Linked DNA regions of Homo sapiens: region 1 is linked to region 2. The links are chromatin loops, found by intact Hi-C in ENCODE. Cell type or tissue: PC-9. All regions are shown on one strand. Links, peaks and the distances in the headings refer to the core of each region. The heading gives the core; the rest is flanking DNA. Region 1 overlaps TMEM196 (transmembrane protein 196). Region 2 overlaps ITGB8 (integrin subunit beta 8).

The links. Hi-C counts contacts between places; a loop is a spot of excess contacts. Peaks named below come from ENCODE experiments on the same cell type or tissue, not always from the same donor. Only the 100,000 strongest peaks of a DNase experiment are listed, where the experiment ranks them.
Region 1: a loop joins it to region 2, with 3 times the contacts of the local background. A loop is called at or near these places in 4 of 110 quality-filtered maps.

Annotation. Positions count from the first base shown.
Region 1 is chr7:19,746,183-19,750,586 of GRCh38, forward strand. The region is part of intron 1 of TMEM196 (transmembrane protein 196); the gene reads right to left. All of the region lies in intron 1 of LOC107986774 (a long non-coding RNA gene), which reads left to right. Among named protein-coding and RNA genes, the nearest start is that of TMEM196, 25 kb to the right of the region's middle. In PC-9, for the core only: CTCF peaks have their summits at 1,768 (motif pointing right) and 1,971; DNase peaks (open chromatin) are centred at 1,769 and 3,699.
Region 2 is chr7:20,406,208-20,410,611 of GRCh38, forward strand. It overlaps ITGB8 (integrin subunit beta 8), which reads left to right. Exons shown (of 14, transcript NM_002214.3): 13 at 3,408-3,571; 14 at 3,668-4,404. The coding sequence ends at 3,790. Among named protein-coding and RNA genes, the nearest start is that of ITGB8-AS1, 77 kb to the left of the region's middle. In PC-9, for the core only: no CTCF peak of the experiment used is centred there; DNase peaks (open chromatin) are centred at 1,754 and 2,504; H3K27ac peaks cover 2,445 bases.

The sequences.
Region 1 (4,404 bases), core at 226-4,225, 660 kb before region 2:
AACCGATCATCAGTAAATAATTTCTAATCAATAGAGCTGTCCACAACATAGCTTAAGTTTCCTCATAACATAAATGAGGTCCGTTAAACGGGAAATGTTTAGGGAGTCAGTAAATGAGTACCACGTGGGAGTACAGAGGATAAGACTGGTACAAATCTGGCAAGAAGTTGAAGTAGAATCCTATGAAATATACCGACTCTCTTTTTAATTGTAATTTACCACGTGGCTAGATGCTCAATTTTCAAAGAAATGTAGATGCTCAATTTTCGAAGAATTGGAGTTCAGTGACGTATATGTGGCACTATGTAATTCATCTTTGATAAAACAAGTCAATTTAGGCTATTTCAGTGTCCTGGGATATTTATTGTTGTGAATATAAATTACTGAACTCATAGCTATATGCATGAATTGGTTAATTAAGGCTACTGAATCCAGAATTCCAGATAACAGCTTTCTATAACCAAAGAGACAACCACACTATTTTTACTTTTCTTTTGATTAAAGATCATAGCAGATAACTCTTTATGGTTTGTATTGCATAAAATTATAATTGGCATCCACATACAAATTTTGTATTTTGGGCCACCTTCCAAAATAATTAATTGATTTGTATATTTTATAGCACTGCCTGAGTTAGACGAGGTTCAAGGGGGCTTAATTGCCTTGCTCAGAACCTCAGCAGGAAGGAATTATTACTGCCTGATCTAGATTTAGAACGTATGAGATTTTTTCATTTCTGTCTTTTACACTGTAGTTCTTTCTTTGGAATTAGGTAAATCATAGAAAATCCCGGCCGGGCGTGGTGGCTCACGCCTGTAATCCCAGCACTTTGGGAGGCCGAGGCGGGCGGATCACGAGGTCAGGAGATCGAGACCATCCCGGCTAAAACGGTGAAACCCCGTCTCTACTAAAAATACAAAAAATTAGCCGGGCGTAGTGGCGGGCGCCTGTAGTCCCAGCTACTTGGGAGGCTGAGGCAGGAGAATGGCGTGAACCCGGGAGGCGGAGCTTGCAGTTAGCCGAGATCGCGCCACTGCACTCCAGCCTGGGCGACAGAGCGAGACTCCGTCTCAAAAAAATAAATAAATAAAATAAAATAAAAATAAAAAATAAAAATAAAAAAAAGAAAATCCCTATTATGTTTGTGGTGATTTTTACTCTCTGAGGTTAAACCTCTTTACAGTTGAGTTGATTATATGTCATAATTTTAATGAACTAAATATGTATTTAGGTTTAGGGAAGAGGAACACAATCTATAGTTACAATAATAAAAAGGAATGGAGTAATGTTTATCAAGCACTTGCTAGGTAACAGCCTCTAGGCTAAACATTTTGCACACATCATCTAAATGAACCTCTATATTTCAGCTGAGAAAACTGATCCTCAGATACATTTTTTTCATGTCATACAGCAGGCAAGTGGCAGAGTTGGCGTTTGAACTTCAGCCTTTTTAACTCTAGAGGCTAACCTCATTTGGAATTTTTCAATTATGATTTTACCTGAACCCTCTCAGTATTTGGTTGTTTTATTTTCCTCTATTAGAACTAAACTTCAGTTTTGTCTCTTGACAGAAAAATATTTTGTTAGTGTGGTAACAGAAACCAAAGACAGCTGCTGGTTATTTAATGAAGATCAGATCTTGGGTGATTGTGATGCGATGGGATAGGATGGAATACATTTGGGTCCACAGTATGGTGAGGGAGCTTTTCTCCCTAAAGGTTATTGGATTCTAGTCTCCGAAGAAGTACTTTCCTACCACTTGGTGGCAGTAGCTCCCAATTAATTAACAACTAAAATATTGATCGTTACCTCTAACTGGGAGTGATTTGTAAAAAGGATTACTTCCTTCAATTAATTAATTTTTCCATGTAATACATGTATTTCCACTGGTCTCTCCCATGCATATTTATTTATTATTTATTATGATTATGATTTTCTGGGGCATTGCTTACAATGCTATCCTGCATCTCCTAAGTTAAAATCCTTGCGTTTTCCTTTATAACAAAGTTTATACATAATGACAATATAAAGGTTTCCTTCATTCAACCTTATAGATTCAGAGATGTTCACTGTGGCTGTCCAAAAAAAAAAAAAAAAAAAAAAAAAAAACAGTGTAATGACAGAACTTAGAAAGAATGAGAGCTTATCAAACCAGAATTAGAAGAGACATTATAATCATTGAGCATTAACTTATTACTATGCATTTACAATAATCGAGGAACTTTAAGTGTGTTGTCTCTATACACACAACCAGTCCATTTTATAGAACAAGAAACAGGCTCAGAGAAATTTAAGTGATTCTGTCCGCTTAAACGCAGTGTATACAGCTCATAAATGGCAGAAGCAGGACACAAATCCAGTCGTCTGACATAAACATGTCCACCCTCCTCTGTGTCATGCTCCGTCTGATGATGGTAGTACTATGCCTAAGGGAAGACATGTACAGAAAGACTTCAGGAGGGAATATCAAAATTCTAAGAATGCTGAACTCTCCAACGTAAAGACAAGTAAAAGAAATGAGTTCATAGTGATCAAGATACATTTTGCTTAGCTAAAAGGCAAGTGGAAATTTGGAGTGGTCTACTAGAATGAGATAAGGCAGAAAGTTTTTTAGGAGGTAGAGACAATATTTGCCTTAAATAATTATATGAAATTGAAAGCAGAAGACTAGAATAAAAAATTACTATTCCTTAAAATCATGTTTTCTTAGCATATGTTAGGTCACAATAAAATGTTTATATGACTATTTTCAATTTAATAAAATATTGGAATATAACATTTTATGCACATTTTATTCTTAAACTAGAAAATTATTATGAATCAATGTAAATAGTGATTATCTCTGAGTGGCAGGATTATTGGCAATTTTAATGTCATTTTGTTATTTTGTATTTTTCCAATTTTCTACAGTAAACTTGTAAAAAATGATAGGATACTAAGTATAATATTTCCAGAAATTTGTCCTGATCACTTTATTTAGGCCATTGGTCTATGGCTTTTACATTTATAGGAGTTAATATATGAACAAGATAAAAATAAACCAAGAGAAGCCACCCTTCTTAGAAGTGGAGGAAGACCTACTTATAACACGTGATACGGAGAGAGCCAATCAAAATATTTCCCTCTCTTGGCTTAAGTTCCTACTATGTGAATGATTCATTTGAATTAAGTCACAGATTCCCCAAAAGCCATCCATTTAGCATGTAACCTATAAAGTGGGTGGGATTTGCATTCACAAAATTAGTATCCAAGTGGGAAAACACCTTCATCTTGCTTTGTGCGCATGTCACAAACCCTTGGTAATAACCCAGAGCAATGCTAAATGTCCTGGAAAGTTCTGCTCTTTTTTTTAAATAAATTTTTTTGTGTATATTTAAATGTATGGAACATGATGTTATGGGATACATATAGATAATAAAATGGTTACCATAGTGAAACAAATGAACATATCCATCATCTCTTTCAATGCAAGGAGAGAACAAGGCCTTTTGTAAGTTAGCCTTGTATTCATTAACAACTTCTCCAGATTTTTCTCATCTATTTTTGTTGTCTCCTTTATTTCCCTCACTCACAGTTCGTACCTCCAAATACACAACACTCACAAACAATTCTCCTACGTATTGAGGCTAAGCTCAGCCCGCTGCAGTGGAAATTAGAGTGTCAGTGAGTCATGCAATCTTAACTTGCCTGCAATCATAACTCGTCTGGCATAACTATACTACTCTCATTCCTTGCTTGACAAGTTTTCACAGTTTAGGATCAATGTCTTCCATTAACAAAGGCAGCCTTTTATATCCTAAATGACTTTGATTGTTAGAAAGTTCTCTCTCTCATTAAGCCTGAAGATTTTATACCCAGCATGTCTACCCATTGTCTACACATTAAGACAAGAGCACCATTAACCCTGGATCTTCCCCTAGGAAAAACATGCCCTAGCTTCTCAGCCATTTTCATGATCATTCTCTCCAAAACGTTCTGTTGTCTTTCTCTCTCTTTAAGAGTCAGCAAAACTTCCCATTCCTCTAAAAGAGTAGATTTTAAATGTTCTTGTCACACACACAAAAGATAAGTATGCAAAGTGATGGATATCTTACTTAGTTTGATTTAATTATACCACAATGTAAGCATATATCAAAACATCACATTGTAGCCATAAATATATACAATTATTATTTGGCAGTTAAAAATGAAACTACAATGCAAATGAATAAATTGGAAGACCTTTTTCTGTTAGTCAGAAGAGGATTTTTTTTTTAGCAAATTTCCAAGTAGTTGAGGTATTTAATCATTATTATGTCCTTACACATATTCGTATCTCACAAGAACTCCTTAACACATGTCAGCCTTAAGCTGGTGAAAAGTTGCTCTGGGGTTGTAAATACTTTTAAGCAGTGGTCCTCTGGT
Region 2 (4,404 bases), core at 112-4,111:
GTCTGTAGAGGATGATGTTCCCCCAAAAGACCCATAATTAACCATGCTAAAGAAAGGACTGGGCCGGGTGTGGTGGCTCACACCTGTAATCCCAGCATTTTGGGAGGCCAAGGCGGGTGGATCACCTGAGGTCAGGAGTTCCAGATCAGCCTGGCCAACGTGGTGAAACCCCGTCTCTACTAAAAATACAAAATTGGCCAGGCGCAGTGGCGGGCACCTGTAGTCCCACCTACTCAGGAGGCATAGGCAGGAGAATCCCTTGAATCCGGGAGGCGGAGGTTGCAATGAGCTGAGATCATGCCATTGCATTGCAGCCTGGGCAACAAGAGAGGAACCCCATTTAAAAAAAAAAAAAAGAGGACTGAGGGCTTTATTTTTAAATTATGAAACATTGCTTTATTCTTTATAACAATAATAAATGTGTGTTTTTGTGTCATCTTCTACCTTAGATACTTCCTTCATGTTCACTGGCTCACTTAATGTCATACAACTCTTTGAGATTGGTATAATCTCCATGTTATAGATGGGGAAACTGAGGCTCAGGGAAATTTTGTATGAGGGCTGCTGTCTCTTAACTAGTAATGTTAAGATACATGTCTTAGATCAAGATCTTCAAACTAAAAGTTCCATACACTTTTCATTATGTCACATTTATAATCATTCATCCTTAAGCTATATTTTTATCAAAATGAAAAGTACTAGGAAGGAATGGCCCTTTTGAAGTTACATATTTTGTAAAAGCAGATCATCATTACTTAGGATTTTTTTGGCTTCACCTGAAACATGAAAGCAAATATTGATTAGACATGAGGAAGTTCAGAACTAGAAGCAAGTTTGGATTATGAAGGAAAATTATGGCTCCACAGATTTTATCTGTTACTGAAATGAGTTTACATGGGGAACTCATATTTCTGGTTCACTGAGGCCTTGACAGCCAATTTATTTGGATGCCTTTCCATGGAAGTACGTTGCATGGGAATTCAGCTGTGTAGATGAGAGGGGAAAACTAACCACTCAGCCACACCATAGCAAGCATACTCATCTCTGGGAGATTTAAAAAACTGAATCGCAAACTCATTATATTGTATACATTAATATGTGCAGTTTTTGTATATCAATGATACTTAATAAAGCTGTTTAAAAAAAAAAAACAACAAAAGCAAAACAAAACAAAAGTTATTTAGAACCCAGAACCTTACTTTGCACAGGGGTAAGGTGTGGAACTCCACGGGCATTAGAAACTAACCTTGAAATTATATCTTTATTAAACATTCCCATTGCAACTATTATTTCAAGTCTCTCCCACCTGTAAGAAAAATCCCAGCTCTTAGAGAGACTGCACAAAAGAGTAAACTTTCTCCAGAGTTTTGTTTCCTTTTTCCCTCACATCCACACTGATCTTACCCCATAATGAACTTGGCTCTGAAAAAAGCCCCATGTGCTGCCAGCTGGAGCTGCGGCAATCACTCCAGAAAGCCAAGTGCCTTTCTAATAAATAGGGCCTTACTATCAACATGTCATTTATTATGTTAAGTAAACACTACTTTGACTTAAGTGTTGTTACAAAAAGTATTCTCTTAAAGCTCCTTAGGAAAAGCCCCGGCCTGACCTAAACTAAGGAAAGCATGGGCTAGGCATGAATGTTTGACCACTCATAGCATTTAAATATGCATGCAGATTTGAGCTCTGAAAATGCCCTCTGTTCTAACCTATTAGAAATATTTCTAAAATGTGTCAGTAGCTAGGGGCTGCCCCTCCCTTCACAACTATTGTGCAAGGAGAGGGAAAGGGCATTTGTTAGGCACCTCTATTATCTATCCACTCAGTTGCACTTAAAGGCTGTTCTTTCAGTCTCTCTGGCTGAGCTCCCACCAGGCGAGAAGCCAGTAAGTGGGATCAAGCCACGTGCCCCCTCTGATGATCTGCCTTAGCTGATTGAGTAGTCCTAAATCAACCAGAGGAAATGACAGTCTGTCAGAACAAAAGGCATGTATGTTATGAGCCCGAAGTCACTGTGGAGGCCTCAAAAGACACCAATTTTGAGCAGAATATTTTGGATTCTCTCTCTGTGAGACCTGTAGCAACAGAGACCTGCACTGGCATTTGGTGTTTCCATTCCAGTTGTAGCACTGGGATAGCCTTTGACCTTTCTTTCAAAGTACCTTATCACAAAAAAAAAAAAAAAAAAATAGGCTTAATTAAGTCTTCCCACTTGAGAGGAACCCTTTCCCTTATCACTGAGCTTGGCCTTATTCAAAAACATACTTAGTCCTCACTGGAAATTCTGACCCAAATCACCCAGGATTGGTTGGGCGGTCCACTATGCTAAGCCTTGGCAGGTCACCTCCGTAGTGGCCCTCTCAGGGACACCTTGGAACTTTGGATGAGGTTCCCAAACTCTGGAGAGTAGGGAGGGGAACACATGCCACTTTAGCCACAAAGTAATTTTATGAATCTGGGGCAGCTGGTGAGTTCCATGGACTACTTGCCTATTGTGCAACCATCTTCCTGTTAGATTAGGGTAATGCCTCTGGCAACAACAGAGCCTGTAGACTTTCAAGCACCAGATCTTTGGCTGTGAGGGTGTGCCAAAGATCTGGTGCTAAAATGAGATCCAGCATGCCCCTCCTCTTAACACAACATTTCTTTTTCCAGCTAGTAATTATTTGTCCTAAGCATTATTTATTCTTAAAATACACAGTGCATGTTTAGAGGCAAATGGAATAGGTGTAGTTAACAGACTAGTAAAAAGTAAATTAATGAAAATGAAGAATGATATTTTCATGTTGTCCCAAATTGGACACTCCTATTTCCTGGAGAAGCCGTGTATAATAAGAATGAAAATTTACACTTCAATTTCTGAAGAAATATTTATTCACCTATTGGAGTAGTTTTGATTTTAGCTTCTGCAGATGTTTACTTTATTTTCCATTACTGGCATGGAACAAATGAAGACCAAGCATAACAAGAGAAACATATCCTAAGGCCCAGAACTGCTCAATAATTTTTTAAAATCCTCTTTTCCATTTAGTGATCAACAGTACGTACCACAAAAACTAGTCCTCTTTCTGTCTTGGATCAAATTATGCTTGGTTATGGGACATGGACATATTCCAGTTAATACAATTAAAGAATCAAGCTGCAATGGAATAATGTGATTGAATACCTTAATCATGGCTATTTCCCAAAGGAGGGTTTTCTATTGAAAATATTTTCATAGTAAACGCGCAAGAAAAATTAGAGAGCTTTTTGTTTTGAATCAAAGGTAATTTCAATCCCGATTTGAAAATGGAGATTTGCAAATATCTTTGGCACTATTAATTGAAGTGTGAACATTATTTACTTGATAGACTCTTTGATTTACTTATTCCAATTTTTAATCCATTTATTTGTTTGCTTCATTACAGAATGTTTCTCCAGCCCAAGCTACTTGAGAATATTTTTCATCATTTTCATAGTTACATTCTTGATTGGGTTGCTTAAAGTCCTGATCATTAGACAGGTGATACTACAATGGAATAGTAATAAAATTAAGTCCTCATCAGATTACAGAGTGTCAGCCTCAAAAAAGGTCAGTGAATTCTAAAAAAGAACTGCTAACAGTATGTTATTGCCTAGTTACAATATTTAGGCCCTTAGTTAATAATAATATTTCTTCTCTATTAAGGATAAGTTGATTCTGCAAAGTGTTTGCACAAGAGCAGTCACCTACCGACGTGAGAAGCCTGAAGAAATAAAAATGGATATCAGCAAATTAAATGCTCATGAAACTTTCAGGTGCAACTTCTAAAAAAAGATTTTTAAACACTTAATGGGAAACTGGAATTGTTAATAATTGCTCCTAAAGATTATAATTTTAAAAGTCACAGGAGGAGACAAATTGCTCACGGTCATGCCAGTTGCTGGTTGTACACTCGAACGAAGACTGACAAGTATCCTCATCATGATGTGACTCACATAGCTGCTGACTTTTTCAGAGAAAAATGTGTCTTACTACTGTTTGAGACTAGTGTCGTTGTAGCACTTTACTGTAATATATAACTTATTTAGATCAGCATAGAATGTAGATCCTCTGAAGAGCACTGATTACACTTTACAGGTACCTGTTATCCCTACGCTTCCCAGAGAGAACAATGCTGTGAGAGAGTTTAGCATTGTGTCACTACAAGGGTACAGTAATCCCTGCACTGGACATGTGAGGAAAAAAATAATCTGGCAAGTATATTCTAAGGTTGCCAAACACTTCAACAGTTGGTGGTTGAATAGACAAGAACAGCTAGATGAATAAATGATTCGTGTTTCACTCTTTCAAGAGGTGAACAGATACAACCTTAATCTTAAAAGATTATTGCTTTTTAAAGTGTGTAGTTTTATGCATGTGTGTTTATGGTTTGCTTATTTTTG